Regions from separate parts of the Mus musculus genome. Here region 2 is linked to region 1. Evidence: chromatin loops called from intact Hi-C (ENCODE). Cell type or tissue: heart. All regions are shown on one strand. Each heading gives the region's core, and the rest is flanking DNA. Links, peaks and the distances in the headings are about the cores only. Region 1 has its middle 7.3 kb from the start of Gm34016. Region 2 holds the start of Trmt5 (TRM5 tRNA methyltransferase 5).

Region 1 (8,725 bases), core at 493-8,492:
CTCAATCTTCTTTCTTGATCTTCATGTACAGGGGCTCCATATCTTCCTTATCATGGTATAGATGCAGGAAAGGTCCCACCTGAGCAGGAACGTAGGGTGCGCTCATGCAAGTTCACTGAGAAGCATTGTATAAATGAAAGGGCTGCTTAGCGAGCTAAATGGGAAGGCATAGGCAAGGAGAGCACCCAAGACTGCCACTACCTGGGAATCTGGACTCATCCCTGCACTGAAGAGAGACTCACATAGGAATCAGGCAGATGGTTTAGCTGGTGGAGGTGGCAATTGGCCTCCTGGCAAAGAACAGGTCATGGGAAAGAACGGGTGGGTCTGAGAATAATCAGAAAATTAGTAGCCCAGGCTATGATTCCATGTTAGACAGTTACCTTGCTCAGACTCATCAGCATCCAAACCTAATAGTTACAAATGGAGAAAGGAAGAGCCCTAGTTTAAAAGGGTGTCATGAGAAGGTTTAGGGAGGAGATGAGGGAGGCTTCCTCACTTTCCCAAGTCATGCCTGGAAGCTGATGGTCTCTAGTCTTAAAGATGCTTGGTGGTGTGAAGAAGGTCTCCAGGTGAGACCCGCTACACACCAGGTACAGACCTTCTTCCTAACATGAAGAAGACTGAGTGCACTGGGGTGTGTGTGTGTGTGTGTGTGTGTGTGTGTGTTGTAAGCACATTCAACGCAGGCCATACCTCTGTGCTGAAAGGAGCATGCTCGCATGAGGCCTTGTTAAGCAGCTGTAGCTACAAAGTTGCGCATTCTCAGTAATGGGGTCTCCTAACCCACTTTGCTTCTGTTCTTTCTCCCGCTGAGCTATGAGTTGCTGTGTAACCACTAGAATCTTCTATCCAAAAAATCCCTGCTAACACCCTACTGTGACCTCCCTTCTCCCACTGATCTCAAAGTCCCTAAGCTGACTGTCAGTAGCTTCTGCAGCCCCCACCCCCACCCCCAGTTTTCTTTCTCCTTTCCTTTAGGTGCCATCCACACTGATATTTTTGCTCCCGTCCTCTGTGGCACAAGATCCCCTTTTCTGACCTCAGTGGCTCCAGTGCCATCCTGAAGGTGTGCACTCCTCGCTGTTCAGAGAAAGTATCTCAGGCATATGACCGTGGGCTGTGACCCTGAGTTCCCCCAACGCTTACCTCCTCCAGCACAGCCTACACCGTACAGCAGTGCCCTGTACCTGTTTTCCACGGGGAACACTGTAAAGGCAGAGATGCGGCTCGTGCCCTCTGCTCCCAGTACAGAATCCGAGGAGAGCTGGCATTTGAAAATAACCAAATAAGTAAACCAAATTGTAATCACCAAAAAAGAAAGTTATTCTTCCCCTAACTCCACAGAAACACAACTGACATAGATGTTTATCTATGGTTACTCGGTCCCGCTGTGGGCTCTGTGTATACTTCAGTTCCTTGAGAATTTGTTTAAATGAAAAGCCACTGACTCTTGAAAGCTGACTGATTAAAGGATTCTTGTTGGAGTGGCTAGAAGGCACCGATGGGCAAAGTCAGTCTCAGTTTCTGATTTCTGGAAGCTTCCAGAGGCCCTCCAGGAGAGGAGGTATGTTAGTCACAGTCCAGGTCCTTTGAGAATGTCACCATTGAAAGGCAGCCTTGGTTCTGTAATTCTAGGGTGGCTTCCAAATATAGGCTACTGTCTTTAGTGAGAAATGTCTTTGGATAGCCGTGATGCTCCAGATCTGCCTTGCATTGCTTGTGGGTATATTTCTTAGCAAGGGGCACGCTAATGATTCGAGTCGCCTACACCTCATTCTTGAGCTATACCCTGACATTACTTTTTAACTCACATCAAAGCCTTTTCTCGGGACTCTGCACTCCTGTAATGATGTAATGCACTCCTGTAATGATGTAATGCACTCCTGTAATGATGGTCCGACCATAGCCACTGCGCTGCCTCAACCGTCAGTCGGAGTTCTCCTCCTCTTGGGTTACTGGGAAACTTAGACTTCTACATTCAACATTCTACCTCAACCATCAAACTCATCCAGGGTTGGTTTATCTTTTGGGAAACTACGTGCTTCAAGTTTTGTTTTGTTTTGTTTTGTTTTGTTTTAATTCCAGGAAAGAGTAGGAAAATCAGAGTAGCATGAACAAAACGAAGCCATTGGCTGTCGCCACCCCAGCTGCAGAGGGCAAATGAAGAGCTGGCACTAGGTGGCCAGCATCCTTCAGCCTTCATCCTGACCCACCAGTGCCATGACCAGAGGCCCAGTCTAAGGAATCAAAATGAGGAAGTTCATCTCGTCCGAAGCAGTAGGGATGTGCCTCCCGAGTTCTAATCCCTTTGACAAATATTCTATGCTGAGGACCAAAATCACCATCAGGGGATGGAGGAGCCCAGTTGATTAATTAGCCTATGATTAGCCTGGACTTTGATCCCCAGCAAGCAAGCAAGCAAGAAAGAAAGAAGGAAGGAAAGAAAAGCAAGCAAGCAGAACTGCCCCTCCACAGCACAGAACTTCTTTGCTAGAATATAAAGTCGAGACTCATCTGACTCAGTGATTCAATATATTTGGGCAATGTGTAACTGGAAACCCCGAATGATCGGGAGCATATGTGAGTGCGTGTGGTTCGCTCTAATTCTGAACAAACCACTAGTAAAACCACCTCTGTCCCCTCCTGTGTGAGCAGCTGAGGAGGAGCCAGCGGAGACTGCAGTCTCTGCATGCTGTCTTCTCCTGTGACAGTGGCAGCTCAGTCACAGAGTTCTTTTCCAGAAGGGGATGTAGAAAGTGGGGGACCTGGGGGCCTTTCAGACCCCAGTTCCCAACCTTAGTGACTGGAGGTGGCAAAATACAGCAGTCATTATGCTATATGTGATATTTACATTCACACTAAAATCCACATGAAGTCTTTTAGAATATCTTTCATTTACTCTTTGACAAGTTCATATGTGTATACAATGTACCTTGATCTTACCCAACCCCCACCCCCGACTCTGTCATACTCCTCCAAGACAGCCCCAGGACACATCGCCCTCCCAACCTCATATCCTTTCCACTTATTTATTTACTTATTTGTTTCTTATTTTTATTTTTAACCTATTGAGTTCAGTTGACGCTGCCTGCTGGAGCTGATCTTGGTGTGCTGTAGTGCAGGTGACCACAGTGGGTTTGTAGGCGCAATGGCCACATCACCCACAGGGGATTTCATTTCATAGCATTCTGCCTCACTCTGAAACTCTTACATTCTTCTGAGTCTTGCAGAGGGATCTTGACACAGACGTCCATTTAAAGGCTGTCTTAAATGAGATGAAAGGCTGGATTGCCAGAGCACACAGGATTTTAGGGCAACAAAAACTCTGGTCAGTTTTTGCTCAGCTCTTTGACCAGTTGTGAGCCACTGAATCCCACTCTCGCATGAAGATGTCTGGTGCAGCTCTCTTTATAATTTCCTCAATTGGGAAGCAACTGAGATATCTTTCAGGAGGTGAGTAAACATACAAGCCATGAAATAATAACATAATAATAATAATAATAATAATAATAATAATAATAATGATAATAATAACAACAACAATAAACAGGTGCAGGCTAGCAAGCCATGAACAGATATACAGGAAGATAGAAGGAAGGAAGCCAGCCCGAGAAAGCCACGTGATGTATAATTCTAACTCTGTGGCATTCGGGAAAAGCAAAACCACTGAGGCAGTGAGCAGTGGTCGCCAGGGATTAGAGATGAAGTGGGGATGACCTAGCAGAGCGCACAGGGTTTTAGGGCAATGAAACTGTTCTCTGGAGTACAGTAATGAGGGACTCGGGTCATATACATTTGTCCAGACTGTGAAGCACAAAAAGGGAACCCTAATGTGAGCTATAGACCTTGCCAGATAGTTATGTGGGTTTGGAGGTTGTAACAAATGGGTCAGGTTTCGGGGTGCAGAGAGCATATAGACACCCTCTGTGCTTCCTACTTTTTCCTTCAATCCTTCAATCCTAAACAGTTCTGAAAAACAAAGCTTTTTTTTTTTGTTATTGTTCCTTTTGTCTAGCATGTTAGAAAGCAAGCAAAGGCAACTTTATCTACATTTTTCAGTGCTGGAAATGAAACTCAGGGCCCAAGGCAGGCTCCCCGGATGGGTCTAGAGAAACCGAAAAAGAAATGCTTTGTTCAAAAATTGAGTTATCTTGCCAGACGTAATGGGGCACGCTTTTAATTCCAGCACTTGGGAGGCAGAGGCAGGTGGATTTTTAAGTTCAAGGCCAGCCAGGTCTTCAGAGTGAGTTCCAGGACACCCAGGGCTATACAGAGAAACCCTGTCTCGGAAAACCAAAAAAATAGAAATAAAAAAATAAAAAAATTGAGTTATCTTATTTATGTTTAATTATGTGCGTGTCCGCAGTGTGCATGTGCTAGTGGACCACAGGATCCAGAAGGTGGCGTCCTAGAGCTGGAGTTAAAGGCTCTGTGGGTGCTGGGGATCAAGCTCGAGTCTTAGCCATTGAGCCATCTTTCCAGCCCTGGAGTGTTTTATTTCTAATGTCACTGGGGATGCAGCCATGCTCAGTGTGCAGCCGGTCAACTCCCTCCGGGTTAGATCCCACACCTGTCTCCTCAGCCTCATATCAGCGCTTGGTCAGGGCAGACCGCCCGCTACCCAGAATACCATGCGGAGGGTAGAGGTGGGAACCTATTGCATGTAGGCAGAGACCTGAACAACCTACAACCTATTGGACTTGCTAAGCTCCTGAAGGAGGAAGCTGCTACCACTAAAGCCTACCTCCCAACTGAGGTTAGACAATCATCCGGGACACCCAAGTTTGGAGCACAACTGGGTGATTAGCTGTGTCACAGACGCCACCCTCAACAATGTGATGAATATCCTGTTGAGAATGGATGGTGGGCGGCGGCATGCACTGCTTGGCTTTCCTGTCTCTATTTTCTCAGTTGACGGTGACACTCAGAAAGGAGAGAAAGACCGGGCAGGTTTAACGAGAACGGAGCTAGGCTGTCATTGTACAAAGGGAACACTGACCAGTTTATCCAGATTGAAGCCTACTCGGCACAGACTCATTATTAAAGTATCAATTTCCCCAACATTGCGATCCTATTCCCCAAACCATAGATTATTTTCTTCTCTATCTCTAAAGGCTCTGTGGCCTCTGTCTAAAGCCGCTGCAATAGCTGGACAAGGAAAAAAAAGAGCCTTTGAAGATTATGGTGGGCAACAGCGACCTCTGCTGGGAGAATGGGGCATACTTGCACCACCCTAGACTGACCCAGAAAGTAAGACTAAGCTTGTGTGGTGCTTGTGGAGGCAGAGGGAAAACACACACACACACACACACTTTCATTTCTGTTTCTAAACTACTTTGAAGTTCAAATCAAACGCGTAAATTTACCTCTTTTTAGCTTTGTAGAAACAAAATATGCTACGTGTTCGCCACTTCCACAGCTTATTGGTAAGTGATTTTTTTTTTTTTTTCAGAGAGCCTCACCGTGTACAGAGGTTCTAGGGCAGCCTAGTGCTGTTGATTAGTTAATGGATTCTTTCCCATCTACCTGCCTCCTGGAACTCCAAGGTGATCGAGCCCAAGCAGGAAAATGTGTGGCCCACTTGTGCCAAGTCTGAGCTCCGCGGCAGGCTCTCACGCTGTTAGAGTTCCGCGGCAGGCTCTCACGCTGTTAGAGTTCCTTGGAGGTAAGATGAATCTGACTGTATCTGACTCAGGTCAGTGTGGGGGTCGACCGCATTCAAAGAGACATTGGCACACCCTTTGCCAAACTTTCCTCCTTGATTGCCCAGGAATGTGGATGTTTATTCTTAGCTCGCTGTGGGGAGAACATTGTGAATACTTTTGAAAAGAGCGGCTAGAAAATGGTCAAACTAATCAGGCAAAGAAGCCATTAGCTTTTCCCTGAAAAAAATTATTTCTGCCTTTCAAATCTTGATATGCCACTGCATAAAAAAACAAGCTGGAAGGCTGCCAAAGCGTGTGTGAATTTGGGGGGAGGGAATTATTAATGGTGAGCCGTTGGTAGACATGCCTTTAATTTGGGGATGAGTAAACTTAAGTTCATTTTAAAGGTTTCTCTGCCTATACGACATTTACTAGAGGATGGGGTTGGAAAATCCTGGGAATGGCCAGCTATCTATCCGTAGGGAACCTGGCTGGTGGAGACAGGTACTGGCGGTCATCCCTTGTGCTCTGGTTGGTGGTCATCCCTGTGCTCTGGTGGTCATCCCTGCTAGCCATCTGAGAAAAGGGGACTTTGACGGAGAAAATGCCCCTATCAGATTAGCCCATAGGCAAGCCTTTGGGGCTTTCATGATTGGTGATTTATGTGGAAGGACCCAGACCTCTGTGGACAGTACCACCCTTGCGCAGGTGGTTCGGGGTTGTAAAAGAAAAGAGAGCAAGCCAGGAGGAACAAGCCAGTAAGCAGTGCTCCTCTGTGGTCTCTGTGCCTGTTCCTGCCTCCAGGTTCCTGCCTTTAAGTTCCTGCCGAGGCTTCTCTGATGATGGACTGTGATGTAGACCGGTCTCTTCCTAATCTGCTTTTGGTCATTGTGTTTATCATTCTAACATATCCGCGCAACACCGCTTCCTCACCCCACCAGCTCTGTATCATCACCTGGACGGTGCTGGGAGAAATACTCTGTACTTCTCTCATGGTTGAGGGACTTCCCGAGGATCCCGGGTAGTGACATGCTTGGTCTCTTGGGTAATGTTTCGGAAAGGAACAGAAGAACCATTAAGGTTGAGTCTGTGGAAGGTCCTTAGGTTATCAGGTGTGGCCTCTTGGGTTCTTGGGAATGGATTGTTGTAAAAGAAGGAAGCCTGATGTCTCTCACCACCACTGTATACCCTGCAGTGATGCAGCCTCCAGGCAGTTCTCTAGAGCCAGTGTTGGCTGGACATCTTGATAAGTCGCTTGTCAAGTATTTTGTTATGGTGATGCTATGTGGACTCTAAAGAATGGAGACACAGACCTCCAGTTAACCTACAGTTCTGACCAGGAAGAGTGCTGCATGGAGGGAAGAATTCTGCTCCTTGAACCTTGAGGTATGCAGTGCTCTGTCTTCCTTTGAATCTTATACTCTCAGAAGAGCCCGTCGAAGGCTACGGCATCTCCCTGCAGTCGCTAGGATTACAATACAGCAGAGTAAACTCTGTTCCTCTCAAACCAATTTAGCGAGCTCCTGGCAACACCGGCTTCCCATCATGGCCCTTGAACCTCAGGGCAGGATTAAGGAAACATTTTTCTCTTCAGTAAGCAGGTTGTGGACCTCACTTAAACCACTCTTTGGCAGAGAAGCTAATTGACAGAGTTTCGGATTGTTTTTCGTATGCTACACCGACACCCAGCTGCTCCTTGCCTTTACTGCTGGTCATATCTCAGCGGGATTGAACTTGACACTGCCAGGAGAGGCCTTGAGAGATGGGATGCATTCCTTTGAAGAGAAGCCTGTGCTTCAGTCTATTCTTTTGATCACACCCTAGATATCACACCTGCCCTTTGTGGGATAAGGCAGTTTTTGACCTTTTCTCCCCAAAGCAAAAATATGATTATCTGGAAGAGAGAGAGAGAGAGAGAGAGAAAGAGAGAGAGAGAGAGCTGTTTCGTAACAGGCAAATTCAAATACAGATGAGACTAAGACCACCACTTACTGTTCCCACCGCCTTTCATCTACAGAGCTCAAAGTATTTGGCAAACATTAATTAATTATCACACCAGCCTGGTGAGGTAAGGGTATTATCTCATAATAACATATAAATACCGGCTGCTTCATGAAAGCCGCTACTTAAAAGGGACAGTCCCACTGGATCAGTTTCAAACCCAGTCCCCTCACCTGGTCTAGACCTCGAAGGCTTGGGTGACATGTTGGAGAGGGCCCAATTCTCTGATAACGTGATATCCCAGAGTGAACAAAGTCGCCCTCTCAAGACGATGTCTTTAATGGTCTTAGGGGTTATTACCCGTTGGAGGACCTTTTTCATGTTAAAACACTAATTGTGGCTTATTGCGTCTAAGTTGCTGTTAGTCTGCCCCTGGAAGAGGTTTAAGTGGGAGAGTCTGGGATCCTGTTTCAGACACCCATGGATTTGAAGGGACTGTGATCATTTCATGGGCTTGTCATATTTTCTTTGTCATTTTAAAGTCTGGGCATCTTGCAAAAACACGGTTTCATAGTTCATATGAGTGCTTGCCAGCCAGAAATTCCACCCAAGACAGTGAGCTTATCGGAGCGAAGCAGCACTGGAAGGTTCGACAGGCTTCCGGACTGATCATCCCAAAAGGACATCTCTTTTTATTTCGGATCTCTTTATTTCTGGCCATGACCTCCCTGAGCAGAGTCGTTGACATCCCAGTTGCTGACCCGGAAGCTCTCAGGGTTGATTTCCCAACATCTCTTCCAGTGAATCCTTCCCGACTCCTCCACATGCTACCAAAACCTGAGTTCCTCAAGAACCCACCTCGTGAGCGTGACACTCATCCATGTGACATCTGACTGGCTTTTTGAATCCCAAATGTTAATTTGGGGTGTTTGTGTGATGACATGGGGAGCTTGCGCTCTCTTTAAAATCACCCCACATCTAGACTTATCTTCCATGTGGGAAGTGCTCTGTAATCGTTAATTCAGGGTTTATGTTGGTCTGTCGAAATGTAAAAAATCTCCCCAGGCTCTGGCTGAAACCATTGTTTATAGTCTTAGCTGTGCAAAACCTTTATCTACACTGCTCTGAACTGCTCC
Region 2 (8,725 bases), core at 549-8,548, 230 kb before region 1:
AGGTGAAGTGTTTTATGAATATTTTGCACACTGTTCCATGGCTTATTCTGTCACCTGTCCATGGGCAATTTATTTCAATACATAGAGCTAAAAACTTTTTAATGAAGGACTGTTTCAATATATCATTTTAGCAGAATTCAACCAAATCCTCTTATAGTCTCTGTGAGCATAAGTTGCTCAGAGTCGCACACTACATTGCAGCCATATTATGAATATGTCCTGTCCTGATTCTAAGCATCAGTCCTGCTGTTCTCTTGGAATTGGTAAACAGGGCAGTACCTTGGTCAGCATATTTTCCTCTCCACACAGCACTTCCATTTGGAAATTTCGGTACGTATTGTCAATGTTGCTGGTTTTATTTACTGCTGAGGTGATTCCTGGGTTTTTGTCAACCATAACTTGGCCTAAAAGGTGAAAATTCATGACTGTGAAACGAAAACTAAACAATTTAACATAAACGAATTACATTTTCTTTTGGTTTACAAATAAAAACTGTACTCGGTATGTGTAATTCTACCCACAATTCTAAAATTAAAGTACATACAGAAAATTTATGGATATCTTTAAAGCAAATTTTTGAGGGCTTGTGGTCTATTGTTTTTCCTCATTTTCTTTAAACTTATTCAAATAGAAGCAAAAGGGTCGACCATATGAAACTGACAATGGAATGAGAAGCTGTGAAGACCCTGACAACAAATGGCCCCAGAAACGCTAGAAAGCGAAGAAAGCCATATGCTTGTTCTGCTGGCTTCACACCAAAGGTTTCTTTTGCTGTGGGTCTGAAGCACATGCCTACAGTTTAGGGATGTGTATCAGCAAGCAATGTTTACAGCCAAGGAGACAAAGGTTCTTCAGAGGCTGACCTAAATTAAAAATGTTCTTCTACTTAAATTGGTCATTTAGTCAAACATTTATCCTAGCAGAAAGGCTACAAAGACAATAATATACATCAGAAATGACTTACTGTTAAAATCTTTAATTAAGTCTCTATCTTTTTGTCAACACTTGGAAATTTTATAGAGATCTATGTTCTCATTTCATAAAGAAAGAACTTCATCTTTAAGTTAGAAAAATGTACTGAATATAAATTTGATGAAATACAATGAGATTATCAGAATTCAGAATATGTAAAATAATCAATGGCTGCCTTATTGTGTTCTACTTATCATATCTGAACTCAATTAAAACTTTTTGAAGCTATGAACCTGTTCCCCCAACTCCTCCCAGATGCACTCGACTTCCCTACCCACCCAACTTTGTGTCCCATATATTCATGGATGGGTTGCCTTTCACTTACTTCTAAGACATAAAAGTTAGTTTTAAATAAAATTTTAAAACATTAAAAGCATTTCTATAATTCCATAGGAAAGCCGTAGGGCTTTGGACTTGGTATGGCAGCTGAGCTATGTCCCCAGCCAGAAATGTTTCACTTTTAACCCTTATGCACCACCACCATTTTAGGAGAAACATAGTTTTAAGTTAGGGTATTATATGAAAGCCCACATATGACCCTGAGCTGAGTCCCCACTGTGCAGTATTAATGTCTTTTGTCAATGAAGAGAGAGGAAGCAGAAGGGCATTATCAAGTCCAATCGATGCAAAATACTGAATGCTACATTTTAAAGCTGGGAATAATTCCCACATGTTTTGAAAATTACTGTATTAAAAAGAGTAACCTACAGAATGCATGTATACCAAGTATTTATATAAAATGTGATTTTGATTATCCTTCTATCCAAATAATAAAGGCTGTGGGTTTCCCTGGAGCTACAATAGTAGGGTGTACATAGCAGTTTCTAAAAGGCTAGGAGCACTTAAGAAAGTTTTAAAGTGTTTACCATAAAGAAGAGGCTTAATTAGCTAAATTACTAGCTAAGTCACTAGCATTGTATATGTGACTCTGAAACACCAAATTTCAAAACCTTGTACTGACCAATGTCCCAAAGGCCTAATGGCTTTTTGGACCAAAAGGATTTTGTTCAATATAACAAAGTGGTTGGAGAGAGAGAGAGAGAGAGAGAGAGAGAGAGAGAGAGAGAGAGAGTAAGAGTATGTGTGTGTGTGTGTGTGTGTAGGCCCAAAAGTCTCTGCCAACACTATGACTACAAAGAAGATATTCCAAAATGTTTTTCAAAAAGGGGGAAGGTGCTTCTGATTTGGTTTCAAATAAAAACTAAACTACCCTGCTTTTTTTTTTTTTACCCTGTTTCTTTAAGTTAGCATTTTGAAATAAAAAAATTAAGCACTAAAACTAGAATGTCACTTTTTTTCTAGAGTATGAATCTGACTGTAATCCACCTACCAATTAAATGCTTGAAGGGCAGCTGGTGATCTCGGAGATTCAGGTGTGCAATATGCCCAACCCTGCTGAATCCAGAGGTTACATCTTGACCTTCAGGAAGCACAGCTTTCAAAATTTCTTCTGACTTAAAATTTTCATATGTTAGTTCCAAGTTGTACTGGGATAACTGTGGGCTGACATCAAGTTCTTTTAAAACTCCGAGTTCTGCTTTGTCAAAGGAATCAGCAGTAAGCATCCTGTAGGGGTCCAACATGATCAGCCTACTGTCTTCATCCTTGGGATCCTCAATCACTCGCTTTATGCCCGGGCGCTGCAGGGCTACTCTCCTGAGGGCTCGCATCAATCTGTTGACTACTTCTTTCCTCGCTTTAAGCACAGGGATGGACACTGTCTTCTTAAAAGCTGTTCTATCAAGTTCTCTCATTCCTCGAACGTCAGAGGGTGGTGAAAATAATTCACTATCTCTCACACTTGCTTCTATTTCTGGCATGGTTGAGAGTCCTTGTCTTTGACCCAACAAGAAAACAGAAGGCGCTTTCCTAAGTCTCGGCACCAGGGTAAACAACAATATTGATTCACTGGGGTGACACCATTCCACTTGCAAAAGTCTTCTTGAGAATCCAAATAGCTTCCATACGATTCTGGGGAAAATAACAAAACAAAACACCAAACACCATCAAGCTACATGTGAACACATTCACAATGGCTTTTGAGGATGAAAATATAAATTATCTTTCAAGTCACCTGCCAAGTGCTGACAAAAGGTTTGGATGGCAAGGGAGGGCAGTCTCTCTTGCAGGTTAGAATGATCACTGTCCCTGGTAAATAATACATTTGCATTTTCAGTCTATTTGCCCCTATAACAGAAAAATTAGTGGTCTAGCAATCTCCCTATACCCAAAGAACTCTGCTCACAAATTTCGACAGAATACACATAGAATAGGAAGTATGAAATTTGAGTTAAGGGTCATCTCTAAATGAAATGATCACTATATGTGATGCCACCAATGGTAATACTTACTGGGATATTCTTAGGAGATCTTATTTTATTTATTCAACGGGCTGTTGTATCAGAAGCTGTGTTATGAAGTTTGTAAGCTAAGGGGTAAGTTAATCACCCAAAGTTATGTGGCTGCTAAGTGGCTTGGCAAGGCTTAAACGTTCATTAAGGTCTTAAAATGTAGCTCACTGGTAGAAAGCTTGCCTAGCACGCATGAGGTCCTGGGGTCATCCCTAACAGCACATAATATCAGGCATGGTGGTGCCTACCTGTAATCTCAGCATGAGGAAATAGGAGGATTAAAAGTTCAAGGCCAGCCTGGGATGCATTTGAGACCAGACCTCAAAAACAAACAAACAAACAAACAAACAAAAAAAAAAACAAAAGCTTGGTTAAAAATGACCTGAAAGCTGGGGATACAGTTTAGCTAGAAGTGTACCTAGCAAGCACAAGCAAATTCATGGGCTTTCAGCACTACATAGCCTGGGCACAGTGGTGCAGGCACTCAGAAAGCAGATCAGAAATTAAAGTCATCCTCCAGGTTGGTCTGGATACATGAGATTTGTCCCTTCCCATATGACCTTAGTATACTGTTAGGATGTCTATCATAGTGTACTGCCATATGCCATGCCTATAACTAAAAGCTTCAGTATTTTGACAAGGCTTTACTGTGTTGTTTGAAGTAAATGTAGGCGTCCGTTTTCCATCTGTAATATGTGGTTTAAACTATGAAAAGATTTTTGTGGTAATGGGAACCTAATCCCGGCACTTCTCATGCTATCCAATCCTACCACTGGGTGCATCAGCCCTCACCATGCATTTGACCAGCCCCCTACCCAAGGGCTCCGGCCTCGGCTTAGCGGCCGGTGGACAAGGAGATGAATGACCTGGTGGCCTTTTTGCGCTCATTGGGCAAGAAAGAAGAGCACGAGTCCCGCCGCGGTACCGTCAGGTTTTCTACATCACCCGGGACACTACTGCCCCCTCACCAGCTGCACCTTTCCAGGGCCAGCGTCACCCGAGGCCGGCTTCAGACCCGAACCCCTCACCTCATGCTCTGGTGCAGCTCGGAAATAGGGCGTCGGAGGCTGGTGACGTCATCACTGCTGGCCGCGAAGGCAGCGTAGAGTCCGACCCTGTGGACTCGCACCTCTCTTCCGGGCCCGCGATTTGCTACGAGAGCCCGGAAGGGCCAAGCCCGTAGCTCCGCCTCTGAAGCCGCTCAGCCGGGGCGCTTGGGGTTAGGGGAAGCGGCTCCGTGATTTACTTAGCAGTCGGTCGCGGAGCACCATGCAGGCGTCCCGGCACAGCATCCAAGCGGAGCCAGGCTGGTACGTCTCTGCCCAGCAGCCAGAGGAGGCGGTGGCTGCAGACGAGTGGAGTCCGTTGCTAAGCAACGTAAGTGGGCTTTACTGGCTGCGCTGGGTTCCTGTGCGCTTCGGTATCTTTCAGGGCTTGCAAGAGGAGCCTTGGACTGCAGGGGACTGACCCTGGGGTGGGGCCCGAACCACTGACCCCAGGCGAGTTTGGAATGTGGCAGCAGCATGGAGCACTCAGTCAATAGTGAGAGGCTTGGAACACCAGCGGGATGAGCCTCGGTTTTGTGACTCACCATTGCTTTGTGTCATTGTCGCCTCTGTCTCCTCTAGCCTTGTGAGGTCTTGCAAGAACATCACACGATGTTTCTTTTCTGGATTTAATCATGGGGCCAAGGGAAAGATGAGCTATAGGCACTTTAATACTCAAGTCCCTGTAAGTGAAGATGAGGAGAGGTCTCTGGTAATGTGCACATTGCTCGTCCTTAACCTAAAGCCGGTGTAGTGGGCTGTGTGTGCCCGGGGGCCCCGGAGCCTCTTCGGTCTTGAATGTCCAGCCTAGGAGGGCCTTGGGCATGCTAGAAAAACTCCCTAACTCAGAGCTGCTTTCCAGTCCTGCCACTCCACTTTTTATGAATCCCTGGACTGTAACAGCTGATGGTTTGGTTTATGTTGTCCCTGTAAGATATTCCTGCTAATCGACTTAATTCATTAGGCATATAAACAAAAGGTTAGTTTATTGCGGTCCTCGTACTTGAGGAAGAAGAGTTAGGGACAGAAGTTCCATGCTGACACTGGGATTCTTCAGGAAGCACGTGACTGAGGCCCGTTCCTCCTCTGTCTCCACCCTATCTTGATCTCTTGAAGTCACAAGGCTGTGGCTCCCACTGAAGCCAGCTGGGCCCTGCATGGGAGGAAGTAATTTTCCTGGAAGACTCGTTTCCTTGAGTTGCACCAATAGGTCAGAACGGAGGGAAAGGAACAAGTGTTATGTCCAAATGTGCTTTTCCTTGGGGTAATAACTCCTATGACGGAAAGCAACTTGGGAAGGGAAGGGCTTATTTCATCTTACAGCTACAGTCCGTCTTGAAGGAAAGTCAGGGCAGGAATCTGGAGGCAGAAACTGAAACGGGAGACCCGGAGGAAATATTGACTTGCCCCTACTGGCTTGCTCAGTTTGCTCTCCTTCATCCCCAGGAAGGCCTGCCTGCTCAGGGATGCCCCCACCTAAAACAGGCCGTGTCTTGGCCAGTCTCTTTAGGGCATTCTCCCAATTGAGATCCCCTCTTCTCCAATGAGACTAGCCTGTGTTACATGGGCGAAAGAACTAGCCACGTCCTGGTTAATTAGTGTTCACACGATTCCTCAAGTGTGTAGAATGGCTCAGCACACTTTAACTTCCTTCCTCAGGCATTTAATGTGGGTAAATGGTGTGTTTCCAGGAACCTCACAGGCAGGGATCCTCCGGTGCTTCCTTTGGTCTCTCCGTCTTTAACGTGATGAACGCCATCATGGGAAGCGGCATCCTTGGTTTGGCGTATGTGATGGCTAACACGGGTATCCTTGGATTTAGGTGAGGCCTGTTTCCATATTTTGTCATCACACGGTTCCATTTTGATAAGGAATTTTGATTCCAGAAGTTACCGGTCTACAATTTCTAGTTGGATTACTTCTGGGGTTTTAATGCTGTTTTGTTCCCCTTGTGCCTATCTAGTTCTGTGCTTTGGAGGAATGCTCCCTACAGTCATGCATGGCTTGAGGGGGTGGGCATTCATGTAGGAACCTCAAGAAAGGAACCCCGGGGCTCTAAGATAGCGTGGGCTTTAAAACAGCACCAGCAAAGCGGGGCTCTGGTGTAAGAATCAGAACCCAAGGGCTTATAGGGCACAAAAAAGAAAGGGAAGGCCACTGAGCATTGTCCCTTTTGGGCAGGTTGTTGCTAGGGGAAGCTTTGGAGATAAGGTAAGTGGTTAGGATGTCATGTGATAGATAAGCAGCTTTCCTGGTCAGACATGACTGGGGTCCATAGGGCACAGTGGGTAAGGATCTAGAAAACAAGTTACTTTAGGAATTGTTATTGTTTAACTAAAAGGGGGAGAGGGTACCAAGTGGAGTAGCCATGGCTAATAGTTCTGAAGTGCGGCAATGCTTTTTCGTTCCTGGGTGATCCTTATAGAGTATACTTAAACAAACCTAGATGGTAAAACCTTCTACACATCTATACAGTATTGCCTGTTGCTCATAGGCTAAAAAAATCACCTAATATAGTGCAGTCCACGTGCTAGTATAGTAAATGCCGCAGCAGTTGTAATGTAATCGTATTTGTTTATCAACACATGCAAAAAAGATCCAGTGAAAGAAGAAACCTGTTCCTGGATTGGACGTCGTGCTGAGAGGAACTGGAGAAGTCGTTTTAAGGGCCTTGTGTTTTGTTTTTCAATGTTTTGATTCTTGTTATAATAGCCTAAAAAACAAATACACCATATACCATATAAAACTTTTCTTTCTATATGTCCTTATTACATAAGCTTTTTAAATTTAATCTACTCTTATTCTCGTATTTTCCTTTTCCAACTTTTTCTTTAAAACTCAGACATAAGCACACTTACTACCCGAGAGCCAGGATCAGTTTACACACCTTGCTCATGGGGAGGTGTTTCGGGAGCAGGACACAGCTGCAGCCTCCTTGCCTGTGACAACAAAGCCTTTTCTGAAGCCCCTGAAGGACTGGTCCTGGTAGTTGGGAGGTAGAGACAGGAAGATCGGGGAATTCAGGGTCTTCCTCAGCCATATAAGTTCAAGTGAGACCCTGCTTCAAAAAACAAACAAACCAACAGCCACAACAATAAAAAAAGTGTGCCCTAAAATCATGATTTTTTAAAAGAATACAGTATGATAGTATAATAAATACAGGAACCGAGGATTGTATTACTTCTTCTTAGTGGATATTCAGTACTAGATGTAAAAGCACGTGTTGCGTTCATGATTATATGATTGGCAATGCAGTAGTCTGCTTTCCCCAGCTTCACCGTGAGCATGAATAATGTGTTCCCTATGACACGAGGACAGCCATGTTGTCTCTGAGACTTCATTGTTAACCCAGATATCACTGTGCAATACAGGACTGATGTTGATTTTTATTAATCTAAAAATGTGGCTAATCTAAAAAAAAAAAAAAACCACTTTGTATTAGTCAGGGTTCTCTAGAGTCACAAAACTTATGGACAGTCTCTAGATAGTAAAGGAATTTATTGATGACTTACAGTCGGCAGCCCAATTCCCAACAATGGTTCAGTCGCAGCTGTGAATGGAAGTCCAAGGATCTAGCAGTTACTCAGTCTCACGCAGCAAGCAGGCGAAGGAGCAAGAGCAAGAGCTAGACTCCCTTCTTCCAATGTCCTTATATTGTCTCCAGCAGAAGGTGGAGCCCAGATTAAAGGTGTGTTCCTTAAACTCGGAGATTCAATCTTCTGGAATCCATAGCCACTATGGCTCAAGATCTTCAAACCAAGATCCAGATAAGGATCTCCAAGCCTCCAGATAAGGGTCACTGCTGAGCCTTCCAATTCCGGATTGTAGTTTATTCCAAATATTGTCAAGTTGACAACCAGGAATAGCCACTACACACTTGATCTACAATTGATTTATGATTTTAAAAAGTTCAAGCTCATTTGTGTCAGGCTGGCCAATGTGAATCAAAACTTATCAGTCAGGCAAGTTAAAAGCAATTTTTTTAGGTGCAAATAAAATATCCTTCTCCTGTCTTAGGCTGCTAAATAAGACTTCTTTAACGCCTGGAGCCCAACATTATGTTCTGGGCTTATTTATTTTCAAGAGTTAGTCATGGGCCAGTGTCTTAGTACTGTTCTATTGCTGTGACTACACAGCATGACCAAGGCAGCTTATAGAAGAAAGCACTTTAAATGGGGGCTTGCTTACAGTGTCAGAGGGTAAGCATTGTCATCATGCTGGTCAGGGTAGCTGGGGAGTGTGGTAGGCTGCAGACAGGCAGGCATGGCACCGAGCAGTAGCTGGGAGCATACATTCCTGATCACCTGCAGGAGGCACTGAACAAGCAATACCTCCAAACCTTTCCTGATTTGGTCA

The links. Peaks named below come from ENCODE experiments on the same cell type or tissue, not always from the same donor. Only the 100,000 strongest peaks of a DNase experiment are listed, where the experiment ranks them.
Region 2: it touches region 1 in a loop (4-fold over the local background); 3 of 42 quality-filtered maps call a loop at or near these places.

The regions. Positions count from the first base shown.
Region 1 is chr12:73,512,305-73,521,029 of GRCm38, forward strand. No RefSeq gene overlaps it. Among named protein-coding and RNA genes, the nearest start is that of Gm34016, 7.3 kb to the left of the region's middle. In heart, for the core only: a CTCF peak has its summit at 5,215 (motif pointing left); a DNase peak (open chromatin) is centred at 5,197; H3K4me3 peaks cover 417 bases; H3K27me3 peaks cover 709 bases.
Region 2 is chr12:73,282,333-73,291,057 of GRCm38, forward strand. Trmt5 (TRM5 tRNA methyltransferase 5) reads right to left here and starts at 4,379. Exons shown (of 5, transcript NM_029580.3): 1 at 4,352-4,379; 2 at 2,303-2,943; 3 at 280-404. The coding sequence starts at 4,356. It overlaps Slc38a6 (solute carrier family 38, member 6), which reads left to right and starts at 4,516. Exons shown (of 16, transcript NM_001037717.3): 1 at 4,516-4,700; 2 at 6,061-6,191. The coding sequence starts at 4,593. In heart, for the core only: no CTCF peak of the experiment used is centred there; DNase peaks (open chromatin) are centred at 4,509 and 5,479; H3K4me3 peaks cover 2,330 bases; H3K27ac peaks cover 2,091 bases.